2 separate regions of the Homo sapiens genome follow, and region 2 is linked to region 1. The links are chromatin contacts, found by Hi-C in ENCODE. All regions are on one chromosome and are shown on one strand. The core of a region is the stretch at or near the end of the contact, and the rest is flanking DNA. Distances in the headings are between cores, read along the strand shown. Region 1 holds the start of RAB3C (RAB3C, member RAS oncogene family). Region 2 overlaps RAB3C (RAB3C, member RAS oncogene family).

Evidence for each region. Hi-C counts contacts between places; a loop is a spot of excess contacts on that map. Pooled maps may share reads with other maps.
Region 2: a map of endothelial cell of umbilical vein shows a loop between it and region 1 (5-fold over the local background). The contact joins the enhancer-like site here to the promoter of RAB3C in region 1. A Hi-C loop is called at or near these places in 1 of 168 maps with a recorded cell type or tissue (endothelial cell of umbilical vein) and 1 of 50 pooled maps.

Annotation. Positions count from the first base shown.
Region 1 is chr5:58,581,146-58,585,380 of GRCh38, forward strand. It overlaps RAB3C (RAB3C, member RAS oncogene family), which reads left to right and starts at 1,930. Exons shown (of 5, transcript NM_138453.4): 1 at 1,930-2,087. The coding sequence starts at 2,064. RefSeq lists a silencer at 1,737-1,936.
Region 2 is chr5:58,663,392-58,668,028 of GRCh38, forward strand. The region is part of intron 2 of RAB3C (RAB3C, member RAS oncogene family); the gene reads left to right. Among named protein-coding and RNA genes, the nearest start is that of RAB3C, 83 kb to the left of the region's middle. Within about 2 kb of position 3,290, at least 2 of the 41 ENCODE cell types and tissues checked have a DNase peak (open chromatin) inside an H3K27ac peak, as active enhancers do; they include endothelial cell of umbilical vein, where a contact is called at or near this core.

The DNA of each region.
Region 1 (4,235 bases), core at 680-3,179:
CGCTCCACCACACCTGGCTTAAATGTATTTTCTGAATAGTTATAAAAACTACTTACCTAGGTGATATCGCATTACATTCTCACTAATTGCAAGATTAGAAGACAGATTATAGAGTTGTTAAATAATACAATCAACTAAAATTAATGGAAATATTGAATATGGTAGGTTCCCAATATTAGACTGTTGCATTATTGAGTCCATACCGTGACATTTTTGAGGTTTGCACCTTTGAAAAAGTGTTACACATAGATTCTTTTAAGACAATGTTTCTCAAATTATGGCAAGGGAACCACTTGCATCAGAATTGCTGGAGTGTTTATTTAAAATGCTAATTTCCAGACCTCTCAAAAGATCTAGTGAATCAATCTCTACCTGTGGCTTAAAAATTTTAACTTTAACCTCCGTCTCAACAGATTTTCAAGTACGTTTAAGTTTCAGAACCTCTGTTCTACTGCTGCAATGAAGTTTAAAGCTGATTCAAGTTATTCCTTCCATACCTCCATGCCAATATCACAATCATTCCTTTTTCACTCTGCCTCCGTTATAATTTTGACTTCATGACAAGGCAGGGCTGATTTGCTGGATGATCAACGTTTACTTTTAAGTAGAGAGGGCTGTCTCTAGATAGTTACAGAGGACATGGATAGTCATACCTATCAGTCAACTGACAGGAAAAGGATAAGTCTAACAAAAGTACAGTTCCTAGATTTCAAAACCATTTTTTTGAACTAATCTGGGAGGAGTATAGTTGTAATATAAGGAATGACTTTGTGTTAAAGAAAGGACAGGATAACTTAATAGAGGTCTCCCATCTCATTCTGTCACGGTGCTTTTGGGTTCCGGTGATGAATGTGTTCATTTTATGTGGCTTGCTCTGGGTAAATAACCCAGTGCCCTATCAGCTCTGCAGCCCGCGGCCAGCGGCAGTGTGTGCGCGCTAATGACGGCGGAAGGTGCCTGGGGGAGGGCCTGGGGAGGGGCTGGCCAGCGCTATCGCGCCCCTGGCACTTCCTAAGAGACTGAGCCCTTTCTCTGCAGCTGCAGCTTGGATTCCACGCTTTCCCTCCAGAGGAAAGAAGCCCTCCATCTAAATCAGCTGTCTTCTCCACATCCCTCCTTTTTCTCTCCGCCAGACGCCACCCCTACCCCTTCTATTGTGTTGTGCCTTTTCATTTTAGCCCCGCTTCCTACGTAGAGCCCTAACCTCCTTTGTAGCGAGGGCACTTGAGAATTTCTGAACCTCGAGTTGTAATGGAGCTGTATGGAAAGGTAAGCAGGCGAAAGGAGTTCCTTGGGGTGCTTAGCCAGAAATCTCGCTTTCACGCACTTCGGTGTGCGGGTTGTGTGTGTGACTATGTACGCGCGCGCGACTTCTCAGTGCAATTATGCGGATAAACCACTTTCCTTATGTGTGTACCGTTAATCGTCTTTCTCCCCTACGTTTGGTGAATGAGATTGTAAAACTGCCCCACTCTGCCTAAGGAAACGTAGAAACTTTCCCGATTCGGATGGGGAGGGGTAGGGCGGAGAGTCCCAGAGACCAGCTCTGGCTTCGTTTGCATTGGAAATTAGCACAAGGTAGTGTTGTTTCCTAATCAGAAAATCACCATCTACTTCCGAAGGCGATAGTTAGCAAAGAAAAATCTCCAGCTGAGATAAGCTGGGGTCACATTCGCCTGCCCCTGGCGAGGAAAAGAGCAGGGGAGACTGGGAGAGGTAACCCAGGAGCGTTTGGAAAGGAGTAGGGAGGCTCCGCGGCCGAGCCCGACTGGCGGATCGAGCCTGTTTAATGGTTTGCTTGCTTGCCGGGAGTTGTAGTTCACCGCTCGCCCGTTTGCCGGGAACACCCGGAGGGCGAGACTACAGCTCCCAGGAGTGCACGGGGCTCCTCGGCAGTACGCGTGTGCGGCGCCAGGAGAGGACAGCTCCAGTGCTGATGTTGGAGCCGGTTAGCGAACCCCAAGAGTGCAGAGTGTGGAGCGTGGAGCGCCGGGACTGTGCACGCTTGACCGGAAGCCCAGACCAGTGCGGTCCTAGCCAGAGAGAAAGGACATTTGCCAACAATGAGACACGAAGCGCCCATGCAGGTGGGTCCATAAAGAAAGAGTGGCCTCGGGAGGAATTGAAAGAGATGCTTTTCCCCTTGCTCCGCGCACAAGCAGTTCAACGTAAGGAAAGGTCTAGGCGGTCACCCGCGGAGATGCGGCTCTGTGACATGACCCTGGGAACAGAGTTGGGTTTCTTTACGCTCTGTGTGGCTGTGATTGGGGCTGTCTTGATGAGGGATCGGGCTATTCGCAATCTTTCTAGGCTCTGTAAAGAGGATAAGAGTGTCTGTCTAAAATGAAAACCCAAGCAAACAAAAGTCAGAGGAGCATGCAATCTCGTGTTGGCATTGATCTCCTCTCTTGGCATCCGGGGTTTGAGATCGCGGTGAAAACTCACGGATTTAAGGCAGATAGATCAGATTCGGGGTTGAAGGCTCCCCACTGGAGTCGGCATAGAGCGAATTCCGCTTGGTTAAAGGCGCATTAAATAAAGAGAAGCCAATGTTAGGCTCCTCAAAGTCCCCTTTCTTCAGTTAGGCTCCCAGTATCAGCAAAAAATAGCAAACACATCGGGGCTTGGCATATCCCTGAGCTATGCCAGCATCACTGTCCACACAACTGGTTTACTCTGTTTTGGAGACAGCCCCCTCTGAGCTTTCCTGTGTTATGTGCCCATTTGTTCTCCGATTCCCCATTTCAATCACATTCTTAGGTTTGTTTCCTTTGAGAAATGCAAAGGACTCTGGTGCAGAAGTACCACTGCCTAAGCATCTTGCTTAAGTTTTGTTTTTAAGTAAAGATGAGTGATAATTCTCGTCTCTATGTACTACCAGTTAACGTTAAACATCAGCTTGTGTTTATTAATCAAGCAGTGATCCTACTGTGTAACAGAAAGGCATTTTATGAGTGGGGTTGAGAGAAGAATAGAAAACATCATTTGGAATGTGCTGTCTCTCCTGAGAACCCACCTCTGCTGCCAAACCCAAGAGTATAAATATTTGACATTAATTCGGACTTCAGCGTTTTCCAACTGGTTTCTTCATGAATCAAGGACTTTAAACATATGCTTTGATTTACTTTTAATTTATTTTATGGGTTATGTATATTAAGAACCCCTTACTGGACTGTTAGATGAAAAATCTATAGAATTTAATTGTTTGTTGGGTGATTATATAAGGGAAGTCCTCAAATTACCTATGAGTTATTGAAAATTTGATTTGTTCCAGGGAACAGTGGCCCCTTTGTGTGTCTTCTAATACCTCTATTTGTGACTTAGCTTTTCATTATAGACCTGATGTGAAAAGAATCTGAACAGACAATAAAGGTACAGGCTGTTGCAATCAAGATATATTGGTTTATGATAATTTTCTATTACTGGAGATACTACCAGGAGCCAACTGGCTAAATTAATCATATTTAATTATAAGTAAACACTAATTGTAGACTTTAAAAGTAGATCATTATACTTCACTATGTATATGTATATTAAAACATGTACATCTTAAATTTACACAATAAAAAAGATTTCCAAGAATTTTTGAAAAATAAAGTAGATTGTTAATATTTAAAGTAAACTATGTATGCACTGATATTTTTTCAATCAAAATAAATTACGAAAAATTTAACCACACTGTATATCAATTTTGCTTTCTTACAGAGTTGCTTAGAATGTTCAGAAAGGTCATTAAAATATTACAGAACTGTATTAATGTTTCAGGAAACAGTTAAAATTATTTTTTGTGTTCACCAACTATGTAGTAGGCACTGTGATTTTCTATTTTAGTCAAAACTTTAATGAAGAACTAAAATAAAAATAAGGTAAAATGAAATTAATTTGCTTGTGGATGGAGTTATTGTCATATTTATAATGTATTTTTAGTCGTTGGACTAAGTTTTTGAAATTTAAAATTTCCAAATGCTGTCATGAGTAATGTACATTTTAGGAAATCAAAGACTTTTTTAGCATATTTAATTAAAGCACATACATTAATTCAATTTAACTAATAAATTGTTGTTATGGTGACCCCATCTCCATTATTATCAATTTTCAAAAATATGTAATAATAGATAGGATAAAAACTATAAGCTTACTCTGAATATTTTAAAGTAACAAGTAATGTTTCAGCACCGATATTTCTGAATTGTAATCACATTTCACGTGACTTTGATATATGACAATGCAACAAG
Region 2 (4,637 bases), core at 2,040-4,539, 84 kb after region 1:
GGGCAGACATTCTGTCCTGTAAACACATTTCAAAAAGTGATTTTGGATAAAAATTTCTTTATCATTTGTTGAAAAATTAATTTTGATCATCTTACTCCTAAGAATTTCAAGTTTAAAATATTAAAATGTAACTAAATTCATTTGGATGAAATAGAAGGGAAAGATTTATTCAAATGTAACTATTAGCTAAAAGTAAATGTTACTTGGGCAAAAGAGCTGAACAGACACTTGACCAAAGATGACATTCAGATGGCCAATAAGGGTAAGAAAAGTTGCTTATCATCATTAGTTATTAGGGAAATTCAAATTAAACCATAGTGGGATACCACCACACACATATTAGAATGGATGCAGTAGAAAACAAAAATTAAAAAATGAAAACAAACAAAAAACGGCAAAAAGCTGAAAATGATAAGAACTGGCAAACTTGCAAAGCAATTGGTGGCAGGAGTGTGAAATAGTATGGCCATCCTGAAAAACCCTTTGGCACTTTCTTATAAAACTAAGCAAGTGCATGTTTTATATCTTCTTAGTATCGTAATAGTGCTTTGCCTGTGATAGGCTTTCCATAGATGTATTTTAGAATAACGAGATGAATGCATGACATTTCATTCTATTTTACATATTTTGGAATAGGGACCTTTGATAAGTTTATTTTTCCTAAAACCCCATGAAGTCATGGAATTACACTTATAGAAATTCAGCGCAGTCCAGCAATCAATTGCTGAACATTTATCCCAGAGGAATGAAAACTTACATTTTCATAGAAATCTGTACGTACGTATTTATAACAGCATTATTTTTAATAGCTTCAAACTGGAAACAACCTAGATTTCCTTCAATAGATGAATCATTAAACAAATGTGGCAAATCCATACTATCGAATACAACTGAGCGATAAAGAGAAATGCACTATTGATAACACAGTAACCTGGATGAATCTTCAGGGAATTATGCTGAGTGAAAAGGCCAATCTCCAAAGGTCATATATTATATGATTCCATTAATATAATATTCTTGAAATGGTAAAATTATAGAAATGGCGAACCATTTCAGAATAGCGGTTGCTAGGGGTCAGGACAGAGGAGCAGGGAGGCAGTGGAGGTGGCTATAAAAGGGCAACATGAGTAATCAACATGAGGGTGATGGGAATGCTCTGTAACATTTGACTGTATCAATGTCCATATCCAGGTTGTGATACTGTACTATAGATTTGTAAGATGTTACCATTAGGGGACACTAGGTGAGGGGTACACAGGATCTCTTTATATCATTTCTTAAAACTGCATGTGAATCTACATTTAATTCAAAATAAAACATTTAATTTTGATAAAGTACATTAAATCATGTTGCTCTCCTGCAAACCATCTAGTAGCTTCCCATAATATACTAAGAATCCAAAACTCCTCAATGTTGCCTAATAGGACTTGCAGGAGCTGGCTCCTGACGTCCCTTCCCAGCTCATTTCCTACTATTCTCCCTCTGGCTGACTTTGCTCCTAACCACACTTGGCTTCTTTTGGTTTCTCAAATACTCCAAAGGTGTTCCCACCTTAGGATCTTGGCGCTGGATGCCTCCAGCCTCTGAAATATGTTTCTCCCAGATCATAGTCTAGTTTACTCCCTCCCTTAATATAGTTGCTCTAACGTCACCTCCTTAATCTCACTCCCTTAATGTTATTTGCTAAAATATCACTTCCTGAAAAAGGACTTCCCTGACCAGTTTGTCTAAAACAGCACACATATTTCTGTATTTTCTGATGAGCAAAAATAAGTCGGAAAAGTATTCATATCTTTATGAGAACATTTGTGTGTAAAATTTAATGCACAAAAAAAATCATTATATATTGTTTAATCCTACCAGGCAGGTAAGTGGATAAGGCTTTTATGGGGGAATACTGCATTATGAGTAAGATAAGAGATAAGTAATACCTGATAGCCATTAGTGTTTTTGCAGAAAATGTGAGTGTGTGACCTAAGAAAAATGTTTTGCGTGCAAATTTGGTAGCAACTTCTTTCAGTTGCAATATAGTTTCTATTTATTTAAGTAGTCCTACTGAGAAATGAGCTGCTATGTGCCTGTCCTTATCAGAAAACACTACATCTTGGGCTCTACCAGGAAACAGAAGACTATTTATTAGTACCAAAGAAAGGTACTAATGATTTCAGATTGAAGTAGTACAATAAATGGTCCATTAAATGCTCTTGAATTTACGTGCTTTCATTTTATTGCTGTTATTTCATTAACTCCTTGATGGACACTTGTTTTGGAAAAAATCATCTTCTCAATGCAAATCCTGGGACTGCTTCTCCTTGAGGTCATTCAAACTCCGTGTTACTCATTTTCTATCTTCGTGGTAGCATCATAGTGCCTTGCATGTTAAAGGTATCCCATACATGTATTTTAGAACAAAGAAATGAATAAACAAAGGACATTTAATCTTATTTTACATATTTAGGAATAGGGATCTTTGATAAGCTTATTTTCTTTGAAACTCAATGAAGTCATGGAATACTACACTTCTACAAATCCTTTAATGTAGGAGTCAGTGGGAAACGTGCATATCTACTGAGGATCATGAAGGCCAATACACTGCACTAAAATATTGAGGGACACAAAGAACCCTTTTATTGCCTGCACTGCAAATTCATCTGTTTCTGCAATAGATTTCTGTGAATAGATGATGGGCTGTACTATATTTTAATTCCTTGCTTCTGGCAGGTTCCAACACACAGGGGTAAGAGGATGAAACAATAGTAGACAGCTATAATTATTTGGTTAGGGATTGCATAGGGTAATATTCAATGTCCCTCAGGAAATTGGCACAACACAATATAATTGGCTTTATTTTATTGTTTGTAATGTTCATGTTTCCCCAAGTCAGCTGTGCTTTATTTGATTGCACTGAGACCAAAAATATGTAAAGTATTTGTTGACAGAGAAGGTGAACAAGCTATTACTCTGTATGAGTGGATAGCTTGAAGTGTTCACATCTCTAGTTTTGCCAAGTGTTTATATTACAGATATGTTGAAAACCACTGCGGGGGACAAGGACAGTCTTTCTCAAATTTGAGCATAAATGAGAATCACTTGGAGTATTTGTTAAAATTCAAGATTCTTAGGCCTTATTTCCATAGATTCTGATTCCAGAGGATCAAAGCATGCAAAAGATATTGAATCTCTAACAAGCTCCCAAACAATGGTGGTTCACACACCACAGTCTTTGTAACACCACACTAGGCTGACCAGTTAGTAGAGATAGGGGCTGCTGGTCACACATGTGGATGAAGTTAGGTGGAAATCAGCTGGAAGCCTGAGCTGCGGTCAGGGCAGGAAGGCCTGCATCTTCCCCAGGAAGAAACTGCGACTTCTCTGAAGACAGATGATGAATGTGAAGCTAATTATATGGGAGTTGACTCAGAGGATAATGGAGATGATTTATGGAAAGTTGTGCTACAAAACTGGGTGGAAATATGAAAACAGCAGTGAGGTGATGACGTGCGTGGGACGTCAGACCAGAGCCAAAAATTTCTTTTATTGCATCTGAACATTTGAGCGTTTTGTCCTGGGGAGACAACCAATTGCCATTAATGTTGGAAAACAAAATTATCTGATGCTTTTAGACAGACTATGTGAAGTGTAAATGAATCATGGTGATAGTTGTGGCAGACTCTCCAAGTTGCTTTCCCAATGTCTTTTCACCCCTTTACCAACAGAACCACCATATCATATCAATTGGAAACAAATGAGAATTGGTTTTACGCACTGATGACACTAACAATGGGGGTAGGCCTTACTGAGCTTGGCAATTTGCCCAGTTATAAAATTTGATTCCTCAGCCTCCTTTAAAGCTGCATAGATCTGCATGACAGAGTTCTAGCAAGTGAGAGATAACCAGAGCTCTACTAAGCAGGCTTCTGGGAATCTATTGTTTTCCTGACTTAAGGAAATGAAAGGGCAGACTTAGCTGCATTGCACCCTTTGCTATTTCCTCTCCCTCCTTTCCTGGAATGTAGTTGTAAGGCCTGGGTGTGTAGGAGCCATCCTGAAAGCATTAGGACAAAAGCCAAATGAAAAGATGGAGGGAGCCTGGGACTTCCATACTAGCCCCGGGCTGCCTACCCCAGACTCCTGTTGCCTAGGAAGAGTATATTAATTTGCTTAAGCAGCTGCTTTTGTGTGCCTGTTATATGGAGCCATACAAAATTCCTAACAGATGAAATGGATATGATTTGTTAAGAATTTACTACATGCTAGCCACTTTTCTAAAAGTTGTATATATATTATATATCATTGAATTCTGACAGTGGCCCCGTGAGATATATCGTTCTATTTTACCAAAAGCTCTAAGAAGAATCAATAGCATTTTAAAATGGACTTTTAATAATGCCAGGGTAAATTTCTGTGTGTAAGTTTAAATTTTATTTACTTTAACCTGACTTAACTCCTCTCCTAAGATAGTCTCTTGACACTTATTTTACACATAATGTATTTTATGGTGATTATATTCTATGCCTCTTATATGGACTTGAAATTATTAATATTCATCCTCCATTGGGCTCAAAAACAGGTGAAGTTTACTACCAAAAACAAAGAAACAAACAAAACCCAGTTTTGATTCTTGTAACTTGGGTGTA